2 separate regions of the Homo sapiens genome follow, and region 1 is linked to region 2. Evidence: chromatin loops called from intact Hi-C (ENCODE). Cell type or tissue: gastrocnemius medialis. All regions are shown on one strand.

Evidence for each region. A loop is a pair of places that touch in the nucleus more often than their neighbours do. Peaks named below come from ENCODE experiments on the same cell type or tissue, not always from the same donor. Only the 100,000 strongest peaks of a DNase experiment are listed, where the experiment ranks them.
Region 1: a loop joins it to region 2, with 1.9 times the contacts of the local background. A loop is called at or near these places in 6 of 110 quality-filtered maps.

The regions. Positions count from the first base shown.
Region 1 is chr14:55,660,317-55,665,316 of GRCh38, forward strand. It overlaps KTN1 (kinectin 1), which reads left to right. Exons shown (of 44, transcript NM_001079521.2): 32 at 1,206-1,296; 33 at 3,639-3,725. Among named protein-coding and RNA genes, the nearest start is that of KTN1, 83 kb to the left of the region's middle. In gastrocnemius medialis, a CTCF peak has its summit at 2,659 (motif pointing right); no DNase peak of the experiment used is centred here; H3K27ac peaks cover 4,503 bases.
Region 2 is chr14:55,610,211-55,615,210 of GRCh38, forward strand. KTN1 (kinectin 1) reads left to right here. Exons shown (of 44, transcript NM_001079521.2): 2 at 1,809-2,361. The coding sequence starts at 1,839. Among named protein-coding and RNA genes, the nearest start is that of KTN1, 33 kb to the left of the region's middle. In gastrocnemius medialis, no CTCF peak of the experiment used is centred here; no DNase peak of the experiment used is centred here; H3K27ac peaks cover 2,913 bases.

The sequences.
Region 1 (5,000 bases), 50 kb after region 2:
ATTGCACTCCAGCCTGGCACCAAGAAAAAAAAAATACATACATATAGTCTTTATGATTGTCTTTCTTAAGGAGTTTTTTTTTTTTTTTTTTTTTACTGATACCTTTTTCTTGTTGGCCTGTAATTTTCTCTGTGAGGCTACATTTAAGGTCATTTCACATAAGTTAGTGTGTTTCAACATGTTAAAATGTCAACCACATTAAGTATATTAATAGATGATGTAAGTGATCTATCATTGGGAATATTGTTAATTTTTTTTCTTTTAATCTAAATGTTTTTCCATCTTGGTTGGTTTACAGAGTTGCTTGTGTACTAGGTTAGAATTATTGACTATTAAATCGAGTCTTGAGTTTGACTATATAGAGAAAAGGTTGGCAAATATTTTCTGTAAAGGCCCTGATAGCATTTTAGGCCTGTGGGACCCATAGGTCTGTTTTATACATGTGTATATATATGTGTATATGTGTGTACATGTATAAATAAAACAACACTTTAAAAATGTAAAAACAGCTCTTAGTTTGAGGACCTACAAAAACAGACTGTGGAGTGGGCCCATAGCCCTAGTTTGCCAGCCTCTTATATGGACACTGATTCTCAGGGAAGAGCTATTTGTTATTTAACTTTCTACTCCAGCCACTCTCAACTATAACAGAATCAAATTATGAATCTTTGCCATTGCCTTCTGCGTTTCTGGGAAACAGTAGCAGAAAAAAACATGAATGTTGAGATTGGTATGAAAATGGCAGGAAAACACTGAGCTCATTTTAATATTATACTTTTGTTGTGGGTTAGCCATTTAAAGTTATAACTGATTCATTGCCCTCTGGAAAAAAAAATATATTTAAGGGACTGCTTCTACATCAGTTTTAACTCCTCTAAAAATAGCTACTGTGTACTGACCCAGGTAAAACTATAAATAGCTACAACAGTTCATATCTTCATAATATGTTTCTTAGGGGATGAGATTTCTCTTTAGCACAAGCCTGAGCATACCATATTAGGCATAAAAACTTATATTAGAAATCATTTCTGAAATTCATAGGATGGGCTTTGTATGGTCAACAGTAGGTAGACTCTTTAATGTACTTTTCAAGGTGCTATCTCTTGATATTTTTATTTTGTAATAGCAAATGTTGATAGGTAGGGATCTAAGTTGTATTACTGTTTACCTAAAATCTTGCTACATGTATTCATGTTCTGGTTTAGAATTTCAGAAAGAGAGAAAGAAATAAGTGGTCTCTGGAATGAGTTAGATTCTTTGAAGGATGCAGTTGAACACCAGAGGAAGAAAAACAATGTAAGTAGATCTTTATCAGAATGAAGCTTTTCTTTTTATTACTTTAACACTGAAATATGGTTCAGGAATTTTTTTTAAATCTACTTTTACTTTAGATTTCTTAATCTTTGTAAGAAAGTACTATTTTCTGTGTGTAGTTTTTTCGGGGGGCGGGGCATTATTGGAGAACAGTTTTTTTTAAATAAGTGAAAAGATGAATTCTTATTCTTATAAATATTTAAATGTTGAAGCTATAATTATTATACCTTTAGTTATTTTAAAAAGCTAAAAATGCAATTGACTTTTTGTTGAACTTTTATTTGGAAAAACATGTTTTTCAGCTTGGTATTTTAAAATCAAAGATATTTCCTCTTAGATTGGGCTGGCCTTTTTGTAAACTAAAAGTAATGCCAGTATTCAAACCCAGTATACTCAGTAATGGGGTCTTTTGAAAGCCTTCTGGAACCTCCTCCTGCCCTTTTTTTTTTTTTTTTTTTAAGACAGGGTCTCGCTCTGTTGCCCAGGCTGGAGGTGGCTTGAACTTGGCTCACTGCAAACTCGGCCTCCTGGGTTCAGGCGATTCTCCTGCCTCACCCTCCTGAGTAGCTGGAACTACAGGCGTGCACCACCATACTCAGCTAATGTTTTTTGTATTTTTAGTAGAGGTGGGGTTTTACCATGTAGGCCAGGCTGGTCTCGAACTCCTGATCTCAAGTGATCCACCTGCCTCGGCCTCGCAAAGTGCTGGGATTATAGGTGTGAGCCACGGCACCTGGCCAGAACCTCCCATTTTTAACTGAGAGGTGGTTCAAATTTTGGTAATTAAGTGTGTTAGAGGCTTTAGAACCTGACTACATTTATACTAGAAAGGGAAGGGATAGTGCTTTCAGAAATATGAACCCTAATAACTTACTGAATAGACAAACAATTTAGTGGAATTTCTTAACTTTTCTCATACCAGAGGGCAACACCTGTAAGTAGAGTCCAAGCATTCTTGCTAGAGAAGAAATTTTTGTACACTGTAGTGTGATTGCTAAGACTTGAGCAAGGATAAAATGTTACTGAAATCTAAGGGAGTATTGCTAGTAAATGGATGTGTGTTTTCTGTTTTTCAAAGTTTGTGTTAAATTGTTAATTTAACAAGTTGACATTTTCTTGTACCCCTGAGTTTGTCAAAATTAGGTACATGAATTGCCACTTCTGTGTTGGTATAACAGTACTAACAGCATTGCTTAGCCACAAAACTTGAGGTGAACTTGCCGATATACTGCTAACATCTTAACTGTGTTTTATTATTGGACTTCTGAGATAAGGAGGGCATGGTAATGCAGCAGCAGCAGCAGCGCTGGAGACATTGAACCCGTGTGAAAAGAGCCAGGACACTGGAGGCCAGCAGATAGCAGTGTCAGTCTTTCCTTCTAGTTTTGCCACTTCGTTTTCTGTGTATACTTGGCTCAGTTTCCTAACTTACTTGAGCTGTGGTTTCCCTATCTATAGAATGGGAATAAATACCTCATGGGGTTGTTGTAACGGTGAGAATTTGTGAACTGCCAAGTACAGTGGTTGGCATATATTAAGTAATAAATGGTGATTATTGGCTTTTTATTTTTCGTTGTTGGTTTTTATCTGTTTAGATTTCTCATTCTGAAAAAAAAGACTGAAATATAGCAGATTATATTTGTGAATGAAATGCTGTTAAAATCCAGATCTCTCAATTTTTAATAACCTCTTTCGCCTCCAAGAGAATCTATTTTATAGCCTTCCAGCCTTCCCCTTTGCTTTGATCAACTAGCTCATACAATTCATGTAAGGTTGTTTTGTGGCATGAATGTTTGGCCATGCCAAGAAAGACATAGGACACAGTGGGTTACTATGGGATTCCTAGGTAGATTTGAAACATGTTAATTGTATTAAACCATAGAGAAAAAACGTTACACTGCAGTGGAAAGTCCTATGAGTGTTATTGGGCCTCGTTTAAACATCACATGAAAAGCTTTTTATAATACTTCTATATTTGCTCTGTCTTTAATCTTCTAATGTTCAATGTACCTGAAATCATGTATGTATTCTTGGTTTGTGTCTTTACTTTTGAATGCTTTCTTCTTTGTCACATGTGCATAGTAATTATTTTAAAAGCTGGCCTATTTGATATATATACTAAAACATGGAAAGTGGGCGTCTTTATTTTCTCATTCAAACTTCTAAACATTGCTTTTTATTTTTTTGCTAATATGCATATTTTCCCATTGAAATAATTTTGCAGTAACCAGCATTTAAATGCAGTGCAAAATACTGATGAAGTAAAAAAGCAAAAATCTTTCAATAATGGATAAACTGAAATCATTCTTTCTAAAAATGATTAGGACCTTCGGGAGAAAAACTGGGAAGCAATGGAAGCATTGGCATCAACTGAAAAAATGCTGCAGGACAAAGTGAACAAGACTTCCAAGGTTGTAATGCTAACTCCTAGAAACAATCCACTGAACAGAGAAAATCTGCAGCTTGTCTTAAAATCAGACTAAAGCATTTACTTTTACTGCAATTTAAATATAAAATCTCCTTATCCATATTTATCATCTCTATCATCTCTGCTTTTTTCATCTACTCCTTGAAGCTTTAATTTTGGGCATGCTGATTTGTTGTGATTACCTGATTGTTTGGGCTTTGTTGAGCACAACTTTAAGCTGAAGAGTCTCAGAAGACCGATGTTAACCTCTTGTCAGACAATATGCGCCTTTTGGGTTGGTTAAGATAACTTTCATGAAAACTTTGAACCAAAGAAATCTAGGTGAATTAACAAACACATTTGAATATGTAGGATGTGCCATAAACTACGTGTTTTGGAGGGCACACCAAGATGTCTCAGATAAGGTAGAGAAATGATCAAAGTCTTAAATACAGGAAAGGCATCAACTTTGGGTGTGTTGCTTGGAATGGTTCCTTAGAGGTGGTGGACTGAAACTTCATGTATTACTGGCTAGCAATGACACATGGCATGTTTAGATGAAATATTACTATCAAGGGATAATTCTCTTGACCAGAGTATGTAAAGTACTCCTGAAATATATAGCCCCCTCTGTCTTCAGAACAATGGAGGACATTCTCCTTGAGCTCAAGTTGTACCATTGGGTGTGAAGATTTCTAATGAATTGTAATAGAGAAGTTGTTTTTAAAGATTGAGAAAATTGAATCTGCCAGTCCAGTTAAGTATTTTGAAAATTCCTGTCAAGTGTAAATGTGAAACAGGGGTATTGAATTTTGCAGACAGGTAAAAGAAAGAACCTACATGATTAATTTTAGCACTATGAAAATATTTTGTGTGCCATGGTACTCTATTGAATCTTTAATATAAGTCTTAGTGACACCTGAAGGAATGTTTAAGCATAAAATAGTTCTGTAAATTTTTTTTTTTTTTAGCAAGTATACGTTTGTAGTTACATTTCCTGTAGCTTAGTGGATTTGTATTTAACTATATCCCTATTTATCTAGCCATAATTTTCAGTAAAGGTTAAATTCGAGATAGCTGAGAGGTATATTGGGACCAGAGAGTAGGAAAATCTAGGTCAGATAGGACATTTCATTATTATTTCACTGGGAGTAGTTGCAATTGTACAGTCATTTCTGTCAGCGATGAGGGTTTTAGTGTGGTTTCTGGTTGTTTATATTACTTTGTTTTTGATGGTTAAGAGCCACCTTTTTGGTTTTATTTTTTTAGTGGGACTGGG
Region 2 (5,000 bases):
GAGATTGGCTTCAGGACCCCTGTGTATACCTAAATCTAAGCATGCTGGAAGTCCTGGAGTACTGTGGAACCTGAGTATACAAAGTTGACCCTCCATATACTTGGGTTTCACGTCCAGCAAATACGTATTTTCAGTAACAATTGGTTAAAAAAAAAATTCATGTGTAAGTGTACCTGTGCAGTTCAAACCCGTGTTGTTACAGTTCTGGCAAAGTCTTATATTCAATAAACTCACATTTATCCAATTTAAAATCAGGTATTTTCTTAGGTGTAAAATAATTCTTAGAATAAGTTACCCGTTTAGGTAGAATTTGGTTTCTTTATCTAATCATGACATATCAAGACTCTCCAAATTGATAATTTAAAAACTTAAAAAATTCTCAGATTTATTTTTACATTAAAAGTGTAGCAATTAACTTTAATTTGCTTTATCCTAAACATGTCCTGATGTTTAATTATATCTGTATTATATACCTTGTCTTTTTCTACAACACATTTGAGATGAATAAGAATACAAGTCACTTTTATGTGGCTTATGCATGTTTGTAAGGAGCATCAATATCTAGAATCTCAACATCAGAATCATTTATACTTTGAGATTTAATTTTAGCAGAAACTACCCTTCACGTAAGTGATATGTATATTCAAGGCAGATGTTGGTAGTCAAATTACATCGCCACCCGCCCCCTTCCCGCCCCGGGCGTACTTACTGAGTCCATCTAAAAGTAGGGCTGATGTTCTGTTGATGAGGCAAAGCCTTTTATTTAGCAATTTCGGTAGGATGTTGATGGCAGCCTCGCTTTTGCTGTATAACTTGTTTTGTGCAGTATGGGGTGCCTTTAAAAAACTGAGATAAGTTCCTAACTTGTAATTTATTTCACTATTTTATTTTTTTGAGACAGAGACTTGCTCTGTTGCCCAGGCTTGGAGTGCAGTGGCAGAGTCACAGGTCACTGAAGCCTCGACTTCAAAGGCTCAGGTGATCCTCTCACCTCAGCCTGCAAGTAGCTGGGACTACAGGCTCACTTAACTACGCCCAGCTAATTTTCTTGTCTTTTTTTTTTTTTTTTTTTGTAAAGGCAGGGTTTCGCCATGTTGCCCAGGGTAGACTGGAACTCCTAGGCTCAAGTGATCCGTCTGCCTCAGCCTCCTAAAGTGGTGGGATTCAGGCATGAGCCACTGCGCTTGGTCTGTAATTTATTTTAATGCAAAATGCCACATCCTAACATTTCAATTTTAATTTTATTAGATTTTTATATCCTTGATAGATCCCACTGCATCATGAGGCTGATAGTCACTGGTGTAAAGATGCAAGCAGTTGGTGACTGGTCTTAATCTGTAAATAAACCACCTCTTTTTGCGTGTGTGTGCATTTCAGAATATGACACTTTTAATGAATGTCCATTGAGTTGGTAATAGTACCTCCTTATTTTCACGTGTAGTAGTTATCAACACTGTACAATAAACAAAAAAGTTAACTACTAATAAAGTACCAAAAGTGGATATTTCGGGAAAAGAAAGTAATGAATATTTAAATTTTTTCTCTTCAATTAGGATATTTTCACATGATTTAGAAATGGAAGGATGTTTTCTACTCCTTCTAGTTACCACTTGTCTTATTTTTCATAGTATATATGAATTGTAGTTGGCAAATAAATCAAGAATGTGATTTAAAGAACTAACCTGTTTAGATTTGTAGGTCAGGTTAGATTTGAAATGCCACTTGAAAGAGCAGCAGTTTTGACTTTAATTTTTATGAGACTGACAGGTTCTTTTTTTTTTTTTGTCCCCACCTTCTTCCCTATTTAGGTTTTATAGGATCACATTGACAAAAGTACCATGGAGTTTTATGAGTCAGCATATTTTATTGTTCTTATTCCTTCAATAGTTATTACAGTAATTTTCCTCTTCTTCTGGCTTTTCATGAAAGAAACATTATATGATGAAGTTCTTGCAAAACAGAAAAGAGAACAAAAGCTTATTCCTACCAAAACAGATAAAAAGAAAGCAGAAAAGAAAAAGAATAAAAAGAAAGAAATCCAGAATGGAAACCTCCATGAATCCGACTCTGAGAGTGTACCTCGAGACTTTAAATTATCAGATGCTTTGGCAGTAGAAGATGATCAAGTTGCACCTGTTCCATTGAATGTCGTTGAAACTTCAAGTAGTGTTAGGGAAAGAAAAAAGAAGGAAAAGAAACAAAAGCCTGTGCTTGAAGAGCAGGTCATCAAAGAAAGTGACGCATCAAAGATTCCTGGCAAAAAAGTAGAACCTGTCCCAGTTACTAAACAGCCCACCCCTCCCTCTGAAGCAGCTGCCTCGAAGAAGAAACCAGGGCAGAAGAAGTCTAAAAATGGAAGCGGTATTGTAATCTATTTAATCTATTTAATTTTATTGTATGATTTGGAGCTTGGAATTGAGATATTCTGTTAGGTACATACACAGAATGTTTAATATTGAATTTGAAACCATGATTATTCATTTCATTATGTGTTTGCTTCATTAACATTAATTGCTGGTAGAAATTAGTATTGATCATAAAATAGCACTTTAAACTTCAGGGCCTGATGCAGTGGCTCATGCCTGTAATCCTAGCACATTGGGAGGCTGAAGTGGGAGGACCCCTTGAGCCCAGGTGTTTGAGACCAGCCTGGGCAACAAAGTGAGACCTCATCTCTACAAGAAATTAAAAGAAAAAAAAAAAACCCCATACATCTTATAAATATCCAACTTTGGCTATTTTACTTAAAACCACTTAGGACCTGTAAATATCAGCAGTTACGAACTTTCTAAATGATATGGTAAGAATTAAAGGTGAAAAGCTAAAATCAGATATCATTTCTCACCCTTGATTGCTTCATTTTGCTAACATTTATCATATATCTGTTTTATGCTAGGCATTATGCTAGGTATTAGGGCTACAGAGATGAATAGTGCGTTTTCGAGGTAGTCGTGTGCTAGCTGTAGACACAGATAGGTCATTATGAAAGATTTAGTGTAATGGTCTAGATATGTCTAAACCAGTGTAGGAATTCTAAGGTAGACCACTTAAAGCAAGTAATGCCAGAAATTTTTAAAGTTTGGTTAAGTACTAGTTAGGTTTTTTGGGTGGATGGGGAGGGGAGGGAGATTCCAGGGAAAGGGGGTTGATAGGTACAATGGAAAAGCCTTGAAAATTGGCGTGGCGATGTGTGAAACTGTAAACAGTTTGTTTTATTTGAAAGGACTTGTATGTACCATTAAGTCATTTGTGTGTCTTAACTTGTAGGAGGTTATATTTGATTTTTTTTTTTTTTTTTTTGAGATGGGAGTCTCACACTCTCACCCAGGCTGGAGTGCAGTGGTGCGATCTTGGCTCAGTGTGTCCTCTGCTGCCCAAGTTCAAGTGATTCTCCTGCCTCAGCCTCCCGAGTAGCTGGAATTATAGGCGTGTATTTTTAGTAGAGATGGGGTTTCACAATATTGGCCAGAGTGGTCTCGAACTCCTGACCTCAAATGATCCGCCTGCCTTGGCCTCACAAAGTGCTGAAATTACAGGCGTGAGCCACCACGCTTGACCCGGTTGTATTGGATTTTAAATATTTGCATGTCAGCTAGGATCAAGGCATAGTAAGAACTACATGTTTTAGTTGGGGAAAAGGACACGTAAGCCAGTAAAAAAAATGTGGTTTATGTAGGAGATAGAGAAAGTATAGAGGAAATATAGAAGCTAAAGCAACTACTGCTTATGCTGGGCTGAAAGGCTTTACAGGGGAGGCAGTTCCTGAGCATTGAATCGCTTCATCAAGCAGATAGTGGGGTCTCATTACTCATTGGCAGAATATCATGTAAAGGCACAGAGCTGCAAGAGTACAGTGTATTATTGAGCCATACAACGTGAGGTATAGAGAGTGGTAGGGAACAGAGCTGAAAAGATAGCAGTGGCTAGATCATGGTGGTTTTTGGATACTGTGCCAGGGAGCTAGGACTTCTTAGGTTAGCCATTGTTGAAGATTTTCAAGCAGTTTAGTTACATGGTCATATTTCTGTTTTAGAAAGATTTTTTTGGCAGAGCTAGCAAGAACAGATTTCATGGGGCAGTATTTGATGCCGGCAGACTAGTTAAGAGGTTATTTTAGTTTTCTAAAATTAAGATGTAGGCCTGAACTATGGTAGTGACAGAAGAAACAAAGTTGAGAAGTATGCAAAGTAAGAATGACACGAATAACCTCACTATATAGAGGTGTGGCAGATAAAGGAGAAGATAGGATTAAAGCTGATCTCCCAAGTTCTGAGTTAGGTTGGGGTTGGCAAACTGCAACCTGTGAGCCGCATGTAGCCCACTTCCTTTTTTTATGCCCATGAACCAAGAACACTTTTTGCATTTTAAATGGTTGGGAAATAGAATAATATTTTGAGAAATGTAAAAATGTAAAAAAAAGTCAAAATCTCAGTACTCATAAAGTGTTTTTATATGCAGCTACATTCATTCACTCATTCATAATATGTTTATGACTGGCTTTCATGCTGCAGTGGCAGACTTGAATAGTTGTACCAGAGACCATATGTCCTATAAGGTCTAAAGTTTTTACTACGTGGCCCTTTGCAGAAAAAGTTTGCCAACTTGTGCTTGGCAGATGGTTGGTAGCACTAAAATAGGTAATACTGGAGAGAGACTAGATGTGAATTGAGAAGAGAACACTTCCAGTTTGTGTTTCCAATGCCTGTGGGGCCATCTACGTAGAGCAACTCAGGATGCAGTAGGGTATGTAAATGTAGAAAAGTAGATTCAGAAGCCTTAAGCGTGAAGGTAGTAGAAGGCATGGGAGTAGATAGCTCATCCAAGGGAAGTATTTTAATTGAAGCCCCAACCCTGAGAACAAGCAGTATTCAGTAGAAGCAGTTCCCAAAGGATACCGCAAAGGAATATTTCAAGTGTAAGAAGAGAATTATCATGGGAACTGATAGGAGATAATTTATTTTATTTATTTTTATTGTGGCAAATTACAGCATGAAATTTAC